Linked DNA regions of Homo sapiens: region 2 is linked to region 1. Evidence: chromatin loops called from intact Hi-C (ENCODE). Cell type or tissue: heart left ventricle. All regions are shown on one strand.

Region 1 (8,000 bases):
TTACAGAGGCACTATACCTTAATTAACTATAAATCTTTCTGGTTCTGGGGATCTTAATCAAACCAATCATAAAAATTTTCTATCATAAGACACTCAGGCTCAAAATAATGGCTTAGGACTAGTACTAGTTTTGAATTAACTTTACCAGCCAACAGAAACAAGGTTTTTACCTTCCAAAAAGTCTCTGTTATTAAAGTATGTGATCCATTAATGTAACTAGAGAATTGTTCAGTAATGGTATTAATAATACACCAACAACAGAATATTTATGAACACATATTGTCAATATTACCTCGGGCCCATCCAATAGCTATCATGACTATCCAGCCATTTTTGTAATAGCTATTAGCATGTGTGACTCCACCTACTATTTTCCAAGTTCTGGTCACTTCCTTCATTCCCGAAGCCAGTAGTTGAACAGGTAGATATGAATAGCCCTGGGAAACTAGGTCATGCGGGCAAAAAAATGTAATATACCTGAAAATGAAATGTAAACATTTTAATATATTAATGGAATCAGAAGAACAGAAATTAAAATCTAACCTAACAGCAACAACAATTTGGCAAAACACAACAAATGGAATTTTCCATATAAACATTTAACTTGATTTCAATAAAAGCACAACTTGGGTAGGGAGGCAATTTTTTAAATCACATGAAACATATGTCATCTGCCAAAAAGTCATGATCAGAGAAGAATGTAAACTGTGGACTTCTGAATACTTTATAGATATATGAAATATTTAGTGAGCTCTTAATTTGTGCCTATATTGTTCTAGAAGCTAAGTGCTGAATCCAGTAACAAAACAAATGTATAATCATTTCCAGGGGTAGGAACTCCTACACAGTGTCTTTGTCCTCTGGGAAAATGAATTAGAGAAAGGGTCCTTTGGTAAAAGCAAGGGCTACATTTCAATCTCAAATAACATATTCACCTGTGCCCCACTGTGCAGGACATAAACTACAATCTATACAAAGGTACATGACGGCTCACAAGGAGGCAGATTTGTATTAAGGAAAAACACATTTCTATACAGCTGAAAGAATATGAAGCTGTTCTTTAATTTAGTTCACTAAGCTTAAGTTTTAACCAAATTAAACTGTGATTAAAAATAATTCATCCCATCTATGGTAAATTATTTTTTTAAACTTCATTTGTTCTAAGCATCTATTCGAATACTAGCAGTAAGATCTATTGGAAAACATACTGCTTTTTTCTCTCCATTCTCCAAATACTCTGGCTGACAATTTTGTGCTTAAAGTAGAACATATCTTCTTTCTAACGGGGTAAATAAAAGACATGGCATGAAAGAATATCATATCTCTTTTAAAAGAAGCTATTAATCTTATTGCAATTCACGATTTATAAAGTCAGAATTCTTCAATGTTCATGAAATATGAAATGTTTGCCAAAATACTGCTTCAGCGACTAAATAAAAAGATACAATAGTCTGTTTAGCCTAAAGCACCCTTTCTTCTTCATCTCCACTTACCAATTCCTTCCTACTCTTCAAGGTGCCACTCAAATATTACCATAGTCATTGACTTTGGGATTCTTATTTTATTTTAACATCTCAGCTCAGACTACATTCTGATGGCTCTGTAAAACTAAACCAATTGGTTCCTATGCCTAAAAATAGCTCTTTATACATTATTCTTTATAATATAAAATAAAGGCTATAATGCTCATAATGAACTACAATAGTTCTTAGATGACAGAAATCATTCATCTTGTTACCCTCTAACCTAAAACTCAGCATGATGAAAAGTAGCCCTGAATTAAATCATTTATTAGCAGTCAATCTGGATTCAAAATCCAAAATACAGCAAATCAAAGCATTAGTTGATAATTAAAGAGTTTGAGAAAAAAGAATAAACTATCTGAGAGTAGTAAAAAGATTTCTGAAGACCATTTGTATGGCTTTAAAATTGTACATGTTCTATAAGATTTTTAAAAACAACTAGTATGATTTAAAATTTTTACACATTCATAGAAAATTTGAAAGTCTGTATAGTTCTCTCTTTGAATATAGAACTAATTTCTAAGAAGTTGGTTAGGTAATGGGGGAAAAGTATACACACTTAATTTTTAAATGTATTTTTATATCTATTATAGATTACATTAAGAAAGGGGGATTTGTTTTCACCTTAGCAGTAATGAGCACCCAAAAGTAAAATATTCAGAAAAACAACCAAAAGAATGTTATAAATGACCCATTTTCATTCCTTACACTAAGCCTAACTTTAACGTGAGTTAAAAACCTATACTATTACAATAGCAATCTTGGACTTCGGTATTCAACTATGTGACATTATAGTATAAGACATTAAAAAATTTGCAATTATTGCAACTCTTCTATTTAATCAGATCTTTCTAAAGCACACCTACAATAAGTTAACATTTTAAACAAAAAAACTGTTTTCATTTGAGAGTTAAGTAGCCACAGGGCAAAAGAACAATTGTTTATTGTGCTCAGTAGACTTACAAGTAAACATATCAGACCAATGGCACACTCAACAACCATTCCTGCTCTATAACAAATTAGCCTTTAAAATTCTTTTAATAAATCCCTCAACCAACACTTATTAGGTAATAACCTTGTAACCCTTCTGTAAACATAATTTCACCTTTAACTAAAATTATCATATCCAAGGTAACTTTAACTTGTAAAGTGCCTAAAGAAAACATATCACAAAATGAGAGAGGAAGTGGAATGAGAAAACAACTGACTTCTCATACATTTAACTATAGGTTAAGTTAATGGAGAGAAAAAATAACGAAAGAATAAACGTCTCAAACGGGATACAAACAAGACCCTAGGCCACAAACAAATGAAATCTCAACCAGTTTAAGAAAAAGTGAGAGTAGAATTTAGGTATATACAAAAAGTTAGGCAGAGAGAAGCTTCCCAGGCTTAGTCATTGAGAACTCTGTTTTCACTCTACTATCAATTCCACTCCTCTATCGAAGACAGTATCACTTAACTAAGACAAAACACAATGATAAACTAAATACAGTTCATGTTAGTCCAGTATGACAGCTTTGTTCTTGCTCTTATCACTCCAACAAATTGAAAATTTTTTGTACATGCTTTGAAAAATACAGACAGAATGACAACTATAAAATGATACCTTTTGTTGTATTTTTCCTCATCTAAATGTAGTCTCGGTTACACAAATGTGCCATATATAAGTAATTGATACTTGGAATTTTAAGAAAAATATATAGGAAACAAAAATAAACATACTAAAAAATTATAAAATATTTATTTCCCCCGGGAACAGCTTTTCAAAACAAATAAAACCTATGAAAGTGTACACAATACTATGACATACCAAGTTATTGTTTCTCTTTGCCAGTAGATGGTGCTAATTTCCAGATGTATACACTATGAGCTACTGTACTAAAGATTACCTTGCTTGCTTGTTTAAAAACATTTCTAACATCATTTTATCTCTCAAATTAAAATCAAATGGGCAGGGCACGGTGGCTCATGCCTGTAATCCCAGCACTTTGGGAGGCCAAGGCGGGAGGATCACGAGGTGAAGACTTCAAGATTAGCCTGACAAAACATGGAGAAACCCCATCTCTACTAAAAAACACAAAAATTAGCCAGCATGGTGGCGGGCGCCTATAATCCCAGCTACTTGGGAGGCTGAGGCAGGAGAATCACTTGAACCCAGGAGGCGGAGGTTGCAGTGAGCTGAGATCGTGCCATTGCACTCCAGCCTAGGCAACAAGAGCAAGACCCCATCTAAAAAAAAAAAAAAACCTCAAATGAAGCAAAGATTACAAATTTGTTCTAAATATGAAAACTTTGAAAAAGAAAATAGTAAAATACACTATGTCTTTAAGCCATAATTTTTTTATATTTAAGGATCTCTGAAGACAAAGGTAACATTCCTGTTTCCAGAGTACAAACCAATATACTGTGTAAGTACAGATTAAAGGACTAGCTGCGCCAGGTTGGAATCCCAGCTTCAACTACTCAGTAACTGTGACACCTTAGGCAAGTTATTAACCTCTCCATGCCTCAATTACATGCTTTTTAACACGTAATTGAATAAAATAATACCTACGTCTCAGGGTTCTTGTCAGGTTTAAGTGAGATAACATAAGCAAAACACTTAGAAAACTGGGACACAGTAAATGCTATGTAATTGCTATTATTGTTGTTTTGTAATGCCTAACTAAACACCTAGAACCAAGAAAACTGCCATCAACAAAAGAATAAAATATAGATATTAATATAATGGACTATACAGCAGGGGGAAGTTATGTTCTACAGCTACATACAAACAAACAGATGAATCTTAGTAACATAATGTTGAATACAAATCTTAGCTTTTTTATGTAGTTTTAGCATATGTTTATATCCATAAACAATATAGTTGTTAAAGGTTTTATAAATAGAATCATATGTATTTTTCTGTTTAAGCTCTATTCCTGAGATTTATTCTTATTGTGTGTGGTTATAATTACTAATTTTCACCAGTATTTACCGTAACAGAATTAATATGCCATAATTTATCCATCATTTCTCTGCTGACAGAGAGTTGTTCCCAGTTTTCCCTATTATAAATAGTGTTTTAAAAACATTCTTGCACATATCTGTACATAAGCAACATTTTCTCTTGTTATATGCTTAAAGATTTATTTTAGGAAAGTGATTCTTAAACTCTATTAGATAATGCCATTATATTAATATCCATATTTTTTCTTCTGTGGATGAGCATTTTTATTGCTTCTAGTTATTTCTCTGGGCATCATGAAGTTGAAGATAATGGTTACTTCTGAAGGCGGAAGAAAAGAGATGGAATGGGAGGAGACCATAGAAGTGACATAAAAACTAATGGTAAGGGTTCTGAGAAGATGGTAGTGGCTGCATACATTCTGATACTCTTCAAATTCCCATAAAAACATACAGAGAAACAAGACAGGAAAACCAAAATCCCACGCACAATAGTTGACTCTTCAACAACATGGGGGTTAGGGATGCCAACCCCTATGCAATCAAAACACCACATATAACTTCTGACTCTCCAAAATCTGACTATTAATACCTTACTGTTGACCACAAGCCTCACCAATACTATGAACAGGTGATTAACAGATTTTTTTATGTCATATGTATTACATAATTTTTTCACTGTCACCTACCTGTCCCTGATGTATTCTTATAATTAAGCCACAGAAAATGTTTAAGAAAATGTTAAGGAAGAGATAATGTATTTATTATTCATTAAGTGGAAGTGGATCATCATGAAAGTCTCCATTCTTCTTCATCTTCACAAAGAGTAGGCTGACGAGGAGGAGGGATTGGTCTTGCTATCTCAGGGGTGGCAGAGGCAGAAGAAAATCTGCACATAAGTGGATTCACACAGTTCAAATTCATGTTGTTCAAGGGTCAACTGTACTTACAACAAAACTATGTGACAAGGTATCCCCTCAAACCCCAAAATGCAAGTGGGTAGAGAAAAATCACTAACACCCACAACACTGTACTACTTGGCAGAAAGAAGAAAGCAACAAGGTGGCAACTGATGAACTTAAGACCAAAATCATACCAAAATAGCTAACGGGTATTCACTGGAAAGCAGAGCAGACTCATTTGGAAATATACACACACACACACACAAATGCTACAACTGACAGAGGTTCTGGCATCTCTAATACCAGATAAGACAAAGAGCCCATGATAAGAAGTTCTGAAAGGGTTGGAACAATTTAGTCCCTCTGAGCTTTAAGCTTTTGAAACTGACCCACCAGGGCTCTCTTCTATAATAAGCCCCACACTGAGAAGAAACTGAGAAGAATCAAGCCTGAGCTCCCCACACTGAGAAGAAACTGGGAAGAATCAAACCTGAGCAGAATAGAACAGAAGAAAGAAAAGGTCCACACCAAGCCAAGGAAGGTAAGAGATCCAAGAAATATCAAAAAGCAGGTCCTCATCTTTTGAACACTACATAAAAACAAAAGCAGGAGCTCTGTGAAGTCAAGAAAATATTTCCACCACATTCTGCAAGTTTATGAAAGCCAATTTCATATAAAAATGACCAAAAGTATCAAGATCAAATCCTATACAAAGTTATTACAAGAAAAAAAATAAGCAGAATAAATCCCTATAGACAATGTAAGCACTCAGGAAAATGTGCAAACAAAACAGATCAAAACTGTAAACTATGATTTCAAAACAAGCTAAAGACATTAAGAAAGTCATGTAAGACATAAAAGAACACACATAAGAATAAGCAAAACTGAGAACCAAAGATTCAACACTCAGGAGAGAGTAAGAGATAAAAGAAAAAAAATCATTTCCAAAATAAAAAACAAACCAGAAAACACAAAGAGAAACATAACAGATAGTGTCTTCAAAGAAACAGCAGGAGAAAAGAGAAAAGAGAAAAACAAGTGAAAAGCAGGTTAATTTTTTTAGAAATATAGATTTTTAAAAAATCCTTGAAGAAAGGCAAAGAAGAGCCAATATACCAATAATAAGAGTTCTTAACCAATGCAAAGGAAGAATACAAATACTAGTATTACTTTCTCAATTAAAAAAAAGTGTAGGTACCAAAAAGAACACACCATGTAGAAGAGAATACTGTCGCACAACAACGAACACCAAGATATTTTATTTAAATGACTGGACCTTAATGAAAAAATAAATCTTTAGGGATCTAGAAAAAAAAGATCTTAAAAGAGAAAGAAAATTAAAAGATCACCAGACTTTCACAGCAGTGCTTTAAGCCAGAAGAAAATGGAGTAATATATTTAAAATGACAGTGTAAAATAGTACATTTATTGTTAAAATGGGAGAATTAATAGAACATATGCAATAATAATTTTCTGTAATCATTTCTTTGGTAGTCTTTAACATTACTCTAAGACTACTGTGTGCATAATACAGAAAAAAATCAGTAATGTTAGAATATATTAATTTAATCACATCCTATGTCCTTAAGAAACCAAATTCTTAGGGTGGAAGAAAGGAGATATATATGTAACAGGGAAAAAATTTTAAAAAGCTATATGGTCCTGAATTTGAATTAGAAATATGAATATAAAGTCATGAGTTATTTTATCTTCATTTTTCCTAGCTCTGTTCACTAAAAAGGCCTAGACATAATGATCAACCCAATAACAGTGAGCGTCTCTAGCACTCAAATTGTGGTCTTGAAATGCCATTGCTCACCAAAAGAAACCAGAACGTCTTAGAGAAACAAGTGATTCCAGAAGAAAAGCACACAATGAATCTTACAACACCAGGTAGAAAGTAAACTAATTCAAAATCTGTCTCAGGAGTCTATCTGAAGAGGCTTCCACTGGCTGAAGATGGGATAATTTGAGCTTCGATATGAAAATAACTGAAATTTTATTGAAACCAATGAAATATAGTTAGTCCATGAGCTCATAATTATTTTATTTAAGCTGGTATCTTTAGACAATGACAGACATCCAGTTCATTATACTGAAAACTGGTAAATGAAGGGAAAGAACCAAGCATTACCTTTCCAGTATGAACTGTATAGCTGGTTTCCAAATAGATGATAAACAGGAAGTATCTATTTGTATTTTGGGATCTTTGGGATGTCACTTTTCTGGGCAGAAACCTTTGTGGCTGGTGGCACCCTTGACCAAGCTCTTGTCCTGCGTCCAGGAAGAATGAAGTATTCAGACAAGTGGAGGGTGAGCAAGACAAAGAGAAGCTTTGTTTAGTGTTAGAGCAGCTCAGAGAAGACCCACAGTGGGTAGCTCCTCTTTGTAGGCAGGTCATCCTGTTGAGTGTGCAGCTGTCAGCTGAGAGGAAGGTGGGTGGCTCCTCTCTGCAAGCAGGTCCTCCCATTGTCTCTGCAGCTCTCAGCAGGGAGGAGGCTCCTCTCTGCGGTTTGTAGGCAGGTCATCCCAACAAGTGCTCGGCTCTCAACAGAGAGGGTAGCTCCTCTCTGCAGCTGGTCATCCCCACATCTGCAGCTCTCAGCAGAGAGGAGGCCCTGCAGAG
Region 2 (8,000 bases), 270 kb after region 1:
GAAAGTTACTTTGAAGTTAGGATTATTAAATTAATAACAGTAGCTAACAGTATTTTTGTATGCTAGGCACTGTTTAGTGGGTTTTAAAAATGAATGCAAGACCGGGCACAGTGGCTCAAGCCTGTAATCGCAGCGCTTTGTGAGGCCAAGGCTGGCGGATCACCTGAGTGAGGTCAGGAGTTTGAGACCAGCTGGCCATCATGGTAAAACCCCGTCTCTACTAAAAATACAAAAATTAGCCAGGGGTGGTGGCAGGCGCCTGTAATCCCAGCTACTCAGGAGGCTGAGGCAGGAGAATCTCTTCAACCCAGGAGGCGGAGGTTGCAGTAAGCCAAGATTGCACCGTTGCACTCCAGCCTGGGCGACAAGAGCAAAACTCCGTCTCAAAAAAAAAAAAAAAAGAACACAATCCTCACAATAATCTTGTGAGAGAATTACAATTATTGTTATCTCTGTTTTACAGATGAAGAAATGGAGACAGAGCAAACTATCCCAGCTCATACAGCTTATAAATAGTAGAACTGGAGACTTGGCTCCAGAGCCATCCTCTTACTAATGTAAAGCCCAAATCCCAATGCCTAACAAACATTCAGGTATATATTCAGGCCTTCCTCACACTTTGCAGTACCTATTTTTCTTATACTCTACTGACTGAGGTACTACCCCTACTACTATTTTCAATGTACATTCCATAACAGAAAATAGTATCTAAAAATCATGTCTGGGGTGTACTACTGTCTTATTTAAAGAGAACAATATCCAGCTTAGATCATTACTATTTGAGGCTTGTGATTCTGCAGGAATTCATACGAGAAAAGGAAGCTCAGGTTCAGAGCACTGAACTGGTTATACACATTAATCCCGGACATTCTTTTTACAGCTATAAACCAAAGGGTGTTTGTTTTTTCATTAGAAAGATTTGGTACCACCAATGAAATTCAACATATTTTCTAATATTGAGAAGTTGATTCTCAAAGATATCACAAATAAGATACATTACTACTACTACTAAGAAAGAGAAGCTAATTCTTTGCTACCTCTCAGGAAACTGCACGTGGTAACCTGTAGGTACCCTAACACATCATTCGAAATGAGAACAAATAGGTTCAAATCTTAGCCTTAGGGCTAGTAGCATGACCTTCCAGGAGTCACAACTCATTAAAGTAAGGAATAATGCATCCCTGATAAAGTATGATGATCAATATTAAAACACATTTTTTTGTATTTTATGGGACACAGTATTTTAGTGGTCATACTTTGTAAACTTTAAAATGCTGTGTTTTCAGAACAAACTATTTTATCAGATTTTTACTATGACACTATAAAATACTCTTACTTCTACTGCATAGATGAGGAAACAGATTAATCACAGTTAAGTGACTTGCTCCTTATCACAGAGCTAGTAAATAGCATCCTGGAACCCATGTCTCCGGACTTTGCTCCTTCACTTGACCTCTGCTAATGTCCATTCAAATATCATTTCTTTTATCTAATAAGCTGAGAGATGTTTTACAAATTTAGGCAGAGACAATATTTTAAACCTATACATACTCAAAATACACAAAATCTAATTTTTAAAAAATGCCTTAAGAATAGTCATGCATTCCAAGGTGAGTTTCAAGACCAACACATACAATGAAATCATATGCATATTTGTTAAATACTGTAATAGTCAATGCTCAACACATCATTATTCTCTCATGCCCTCAGTGAAGTGATCCTCAAGAAGGTGAATGTAGACAAAATTGTAGAAAACGTTGTTCTAAGTCTTTCCCGTGCTTTCTAATAATAGAAAAGAATAGTCTCTTAGATATGTCTTTGTTTTCCCTGCTACATTATTAATACTCCTTGTTTTTTCTTTCCTACCCTGTACTATATTTCAATTACGTTATAGTCTAACAAAGAGAACAGGGTGGTTATTTTCATATGGAGATTATGACTGAATAATTCACTTCTAACTGTATTCAAGACATTGGCTTTGTTCTCCAAATACTTCTGAATTGAACCTTTACGATTATATAACCTTTCCTCAACTGTTCGGAAAGTATAAAACATTCCACAACGACCCCTAAGTAACTGTGCCCAGCAACACCAACTGGTCAGAGAGTGGGAAGGCTGCCCTAACAATTGAAGTCTTTTCCCTCCATTCAACGAACACTAAACACTAAGATCTACTTAGGAAAAGTCATGGGAAGGGGAGCGGTGGGCGGTACAAAGGAGATTCGGTCCCTGACCTAAAGAGCGTGGTGCTGAGACGAGACTTGGTCGAGGAGAAAGCCCCAGCTTTCGGCGTCAGCAGGGAGACACCAAAAAGGCTGTGCCTCGGTTTCCTCACCTGCTGAGGAGGGATACACCCCCACCAGCACGCTCGCAGTCTGCAGGCATGAAAACCGGCCTAAAGCGCTGCAGAGTGGCTGATTTTAAAAGGGGGATGGCTCCGTTTCTCCTCCAGAGTCAGGGCCCCGGACAGCGCGCAGAGCAGAGGCCAGCCCGAGTCACCGGGCGCGGTCCCCGCATCCGTGTGGGCGCCTCTTAGCTCCCGCCCAGAGAGCGGCCGGGCGGCCTTGCCCTCCGCAGCAGCAGCCCGGACGCCCGGCCAGGCCCACCCCGCGCACCCACAGCCCACGGGCCCAGGCGCCCCGCCCACCCTGTGCCGGCCCGGCTTGTCTCGGTAGCCCCGGGCTCCCCTCCCCCGCTTACTTTCTGGGAGTCCATGGCGAGTGGCTAAGCCCACTGGGCTCGAACCCGAGACGACGAACCGTGTGAGGAGGCTCAGCGAGATCGCACACCCCAAGACCGCTACTCACTGCACTGCCCCAGCCCGCACCGGCACCGCCCGGCCCCACCCGTCCGCGCCCAGACCGCGCGCGCCGTAGTCACGCCGCGGTTGCCAGGGTGAAAGGGCGGCCCGCAGAAGGGAGGGGCTGAGGAGCGCACCGCGCCTGCGCGCAGCGGCTGACTGCTCCCGGGAAGTAGCCGTGGAGGGTGGGGAGCGCCGCCCGTCTGTCTACCGCTAGTGCCTCTGCAGGCTGCACTCCCTTCCCCCATCCTTTTTCCTCCAGCGATAGCGGTCTCTCCGGCCCTGAAATAGGCCACTGGGCATCCAGCAGCCGGCCGGTGCGGAGGGCCCGGGAAGGAAAGAGTATCTGGTGCTGGAGACGGATTAGCCCACCCTCCACCCAGCACGCATCTGAAGCCCCTCCCCACACTATCCTTCGAGGGGCAGCCAGGCTTGAGCGGACCCAGCGGTCCAAAGGGAGGAAAAGGGCTGGGGTGGGGATGTAGCGAAAACGTGGGAAAAGACCTTTAGGGGATGTGGTGGAAACGTGGGAGGAGGGATATAGGGATGAGAGTGGCGGAAACGTGGGTGTGGGATTAATATGAGCTTTGGGGCCTGGCACAGTTTTTCCCGGGGACCCACCCATCCTCCCCGGCACCTCGCTACCTGTATGATTTTGAGCAAGTCAGTCTGCCTGAGCTTGTTTCATCTGTAAAATGAGAGAAATAATGCGGACTTTGCAGAGGATTGTGAGGATTAAATAACGTATGGTACATAATTAGTAGTGAATAAATTATAGTCATTCTCTTTTTTTTTTTTTTTTTTTTTTTTTGGAGATGGAGTCTCGGTCTGTCACCGAGGCTGGAGTGCAGTGGTGCCATCTTGGCTCACTGCAACCTCTGCCTCCCGGGTTCCAGGAATTCTCGTGCCTCAGCCTCATGAGTAGCTGGGATTACAGGCGCCCCCACCACACCTGGCTAATTTTTTGTACTTTTAGCGGAGACTGGTTCTAGCCATGTTGCTTAGGATGGTCTCGAACTCCTAAGCTCAGGCAGTCCGCCCACCTCAGCCTCCCAAATTGCTAGGATTACAGGTGTGGGTTACAGGGCATGTGCCAGGCCCATTATAGTCATTCTTAGTGGGGAGTTAGAACCTGCTCGGTGTGGCCTGAGGCATCAATGAAGATTTTAGAAAGCTTGGAATTTAGTAGGCTTGAGAAAGTTCTTCCTCAAGCAGACAGGCCTCATCTTCCATTTGGATGACTCTGGAGAGGCTCACAAAAGTTCAATTAGACAGTCATTTATGATGAATGAATAAAAGGGAAATACATATTGAGTACCTATTCTGTACCAGTTCTACAAACAAAATTCAGTAGTGGGCAAGGCCCTGTTTCTCTCACAGAGCTTACAATCTAGTATAGAAGACCAACCAAAAAAAAAAAAAAAGTTAACGTGCTAGACGGTTATAGGTGCTAAAATTAAAACTTAGGCCAGGCATGGTGGCTCACACCTGTAATCCCAACACTTTGGGAGGCCCAATGAGTGGATCACTTGAGTCCAGGAGTTCGAGACCAGCCTGGGCAACATGGCAAAACCCCATCTCTACAGAAATTAAAAAAAAAAAAATTAGCCAGACGTGGTGCTGCAAGCCTGTAGCCAGAGCCAATCAGGAGGCTGAAGCGGGAGGATCACTTGAGTCCTGGAGGCAGAGGTTGCAGTGAGCCTAGATCACACCACTGCACTCCAGCCTGGGCAACAGGGTGAGACCCCAGCTCCTAAATAAATAAATAAGGCAAATGGATTCAGAGAATTGGGAGGGTTTAATTTTTCATAGAAATGTCAGGGAAGATCTCTCTTGGAAATGACCTGAGTATAAAGTGAGAAGAGGAATTGTACAAGGATCTAGGGAAGAACATTCTAGAAAGTAGGAACAACAAATACAAAGGCCTTGTGGAGAGAAGGAGCTCTGTGTTTGAGAAACAGCATTTATTCTACAATGTTGTCATTACATCTCCACATGGATCCCCCTGACTGTACTGTGATTTTTTTTTTGAGGGCTGAATTTCTTTTACCCCATATCTGTATCCCCAGCTCAGAGTCTGCCACATAGTATGCACTTAATACATCCTTTTTTAACTGGACAGAGATGTACAAGAAATGAAATGAAAGTTACAAAAGGGAAAAGAAGAGCTTGGCTAAGGCTGGGTGGGTAGTGCTTAGAGAGCCAGGGTCCAGGGTGGGCCTATGTGTGCCAGCTGAAAGGAGTAGTGGCATGCAGTCCTTCAAAGAGATGCCCATCTCTTAGTACCAAGGGAAGAGAGCCTCTTATTCAACCTTTCCCAACTCCGTGAGGAATAACAAGTGCAGCCAGGCGCCAAGCCATTAGCCCACTGCTGCAGCCACAAAGGTCGTTCCTTCACACTGTGTACTGCAGTTGAGTCAGTTTCCCATGAGGGAGAAATAGCCTGGCGATTGGAGAACATCTAAAGTCTACTCACCAGACTGCGTGCTTCCTGGCTCTGCCCCTGCTTGCCACTATGGGACCCACGACTAAGCAGAGGAGACAGGGCTTGGCGATGTCCCCACTTCTCTTGCTGCAAGGACTTAACCTCATTACTGTCTGAGGGCAATTCCTAGGCACTTTATGACTGACAGGCACCACCAGAGAAAGAAGAAAGAGGCTTTTGGGGACAGTGAGTTGCAGCTGAAATGTGATCACCAGACTCTGTCACAGTCCACACCCCAGGAGCTCACTCCTGGCTCCTTGCCTCCAGCTTCCCAAGTTCTTTCCCTGTAGCCCAGCCAGCAGACTGCAGCTTTTGACAACATCTCTACCCCATTTGGCTTCTGCCCTCACCTGATCTCTGTCTCTGGCCAGTCTGGCTCTCCTGCCCAGCTCATCCTGGGCCTTTTGCTTCCCCTCGTTCCCATCTGGGAAACAGCTAGTTCCTTCTGACTGTGACTTCTGTCTTCCCCAGTTTGTACAAGTTCTCCCATCACAGCCACGTACCGAGCTGGGCTCTAAGTCTCCCACCCAATCCCTCCCAGTACCTCTGGCCTATAGGCAAGTCCTTTGCCTTTTCTGTACTTATTTTTTCACAGCCAAATCCATTTAGAAATTTTCAAAAGTAGTTTTACAAATAAAATAAAGCATTTTTCTTAAATGTGATCCCTGGACCAGCTGAATCCACATCACCTCATAACTTCTATGAAGTACAAATTGTCCAGCCTTATCCCTGGATCTACTGAATCAGGAACTCTTGGAGTAGAATCCAAAAATCTGTGTTTTAGCATTTCCTCTAGGTGATTCTGATGAACTCTAAGCTTGAGAGCCATTGAACTGCGAGAAAGCAAATTGTTTACAAAAAAAGGGGTCGGGGAGAGGACTACAGAGGCATAAAAATATCAGTTCAAAACCTAGGTTTCTGGTTCTTAAAAAGCCTATCTAGTCATAGACATTTATCCTCTTGAGGTCTCTGGGCCTCCAGGAACCTCTTTCTGAGGAAACCTCAAGTTAGGATAGCCTCATAGAAAGGCTGATGTAGAGAGTCTGGCAAAACTGTCTCTCCCAGAACCAGGTTCTGTATCCTCTCTGAGTGGTGCCAGGTATTGCCTGCAGCCCTGGGCTACCTCGTATATTCTGAAATTCCCCCATCTCTTAGGAGAGAAATTTCCTTCCTTTCAGTGTTGCCAGCAGTCTATCCCTTTGGGAGTCAGTATAGGGCCATCAGCATGGAGTCAGCAGTGTGAATTTAAATCCAGATGCTGCTGCTTACCAGCAACGTAGCCTTCAGTGAGTCACTTACCTTGCTAAACCTCAATTTCCTCGTCTGTAACATACCGATCAGAATAGTAGTAATTCCCTTTTAGGGTTGCTGTGAGGATTAAAGGGGATTATGTAGGTCAAATGCTGGCTAGTATTATTTAACAAGTAGTAGCTGTTACTAATAATTACTCTCTTACTCATAATGTCCTTCTGTTTTACCCTTGCACAGCTCTTTTTCCTTCTGGATCTTTGGGGCCTTAAAAGACCTATTCTCACCACAACTCCCCCTTTCCCTGTTATACCTGTTTTTTCTGGAGTATAATCACTAGTCAAATGCTGCCCTTTGTTGAAGCCCAAAATCTTTGCCCGTTGCTCCCTGCTACTATATCTGGCCTGAGTCTTAGCATTTGCCACCCAGCCTGGGAAGACTCCAAGGCTCTCTAAGCCTCAGTTTCTTTAGCTGTGAAATAGAGATCATAAAAGTAGCACCTATAAGGGTTGTTGAGTGGTAAATCATATAATTCATATTAAATTTTGAGCACAGTGTCTGGCATGTAGTGAGCATTCAAAAAATATTAGCTATCTCTTCCCAACCATAGAAACCTAATTCTGATTTTTTTTTAACAGAGACATGGTCTTGCTGTGTTGGTCAGGATGGTCTTGAACTCCTGGCCTCAAGCAGTCCTCCCACCTTGGCCTCCCAAAGTGCTGGGAATATAGGCATGAGCCACCATGCCCGGTCTTGTTTTTCCTGCCCTTTTCTGAGTAAAATCCAAAGTCACCCAAAATCCCTGCAACCCCTTGGAAGTCAAAGCAAAAATTTCTGATCCTGGGCACTCATTATAGACAGAGTCTGCCCAGGAGGGTGATATGGTTTGGCTGCATCCCCACCCAAATCTCATCTTGAACTGCAGCTCCCACAATTCCCATGTGTTGTGGGAGGAATCTGGTGGGAGGTAATTGAATCATGGGGGCAGTTCTTTTCTGTGTTGTTCTCATGATAGTGAATAAGCCTCACGAGAGCTGATGGTTTTATGAAAATGAGTTTCCCTGCAGATGAAAGCTGTCTTTCATCTGCTGCCAATGTAGGATGTGCCTTTCGCCTTCGGCCATGATTGTGAGGCCTCTGCAGCCACATGGAACTGTGAGTCCATTAAACCTCTTTTTCGTTATAAATTACCCAGTCTCGAGTATGTCTTTATCAACGGCATGAGAACAGACTAATACAGACGGAAAGAATGGTTCTGCCCTGATGTGGGCTGGCGCTCTCTACTTGAAGAGCTCTAAGCCAAGTGGTAAGCAGTCAGTGGACACAAACCTGACTAGTGAAACCATGTGAGAAGAGACACAACTAAAGCAACTGTGAGTATTTAGCCTGAAAGGAAAAACTCAGAGTGGATATGATCATTGCCTTCAAATTTCTTTAGGGCTATTGTATGGAAGATGAAGCTAACTT

The links. A loop is a pair of places that touch in the nucleus more often than their neighbours do. Peaks named below come from ENCODE experiments on the same cell type or tissue, not always from the same donor. Only the 100,000 strongest peaks of a DNase experiment are listed, where the experiment ranks them.
Region 2: a loop joins it to region 1, with 3 times the contacts of the local background. A loop is called at or near these places in 3 of 110 quality-filtered maps.

Annotation. Positions count from the first base shown.
Region 1 is chr9:105,714,014-105,722,013 of GRCh38, reverse strand. TMEM38B (transmembrane protein 38B) reads right to left here. Exons shown (of 6, transcript NM_018112.3): 3 at 293-477. Among named protein-coding and RNA genes, the nearest start is that of TMEM38B, 23 kb to the right of the region's middle. RefSeq lists a silencer at 7,640-7,840. In heart left ventricle, a CTCF peak has its summit at 3,361 (motif pointing right); no DNase peak of the experiment used is centred here.
Region 2 is chr9:105,442,936-105,450,935 of GRCh38, reverse strand. FSD1L (fibronectin type III and SPRY domain containing 1 like) reads right to left here and starts at 2,902. Exons shown (of 14, transcript NM_001145313.3): 1 at 2,701-2,902. The coding sequence starts at 2,715. RefSeq lists a silencer at 2,412-3,021. In heart left ventricle, a CTCF peak has its summit at 3,002; a DNase peak (open chromatin) is centred at 2,945; H3K4me3 peaks cover 2,401 bases; H3K27ac peaks cover 2,514 bases.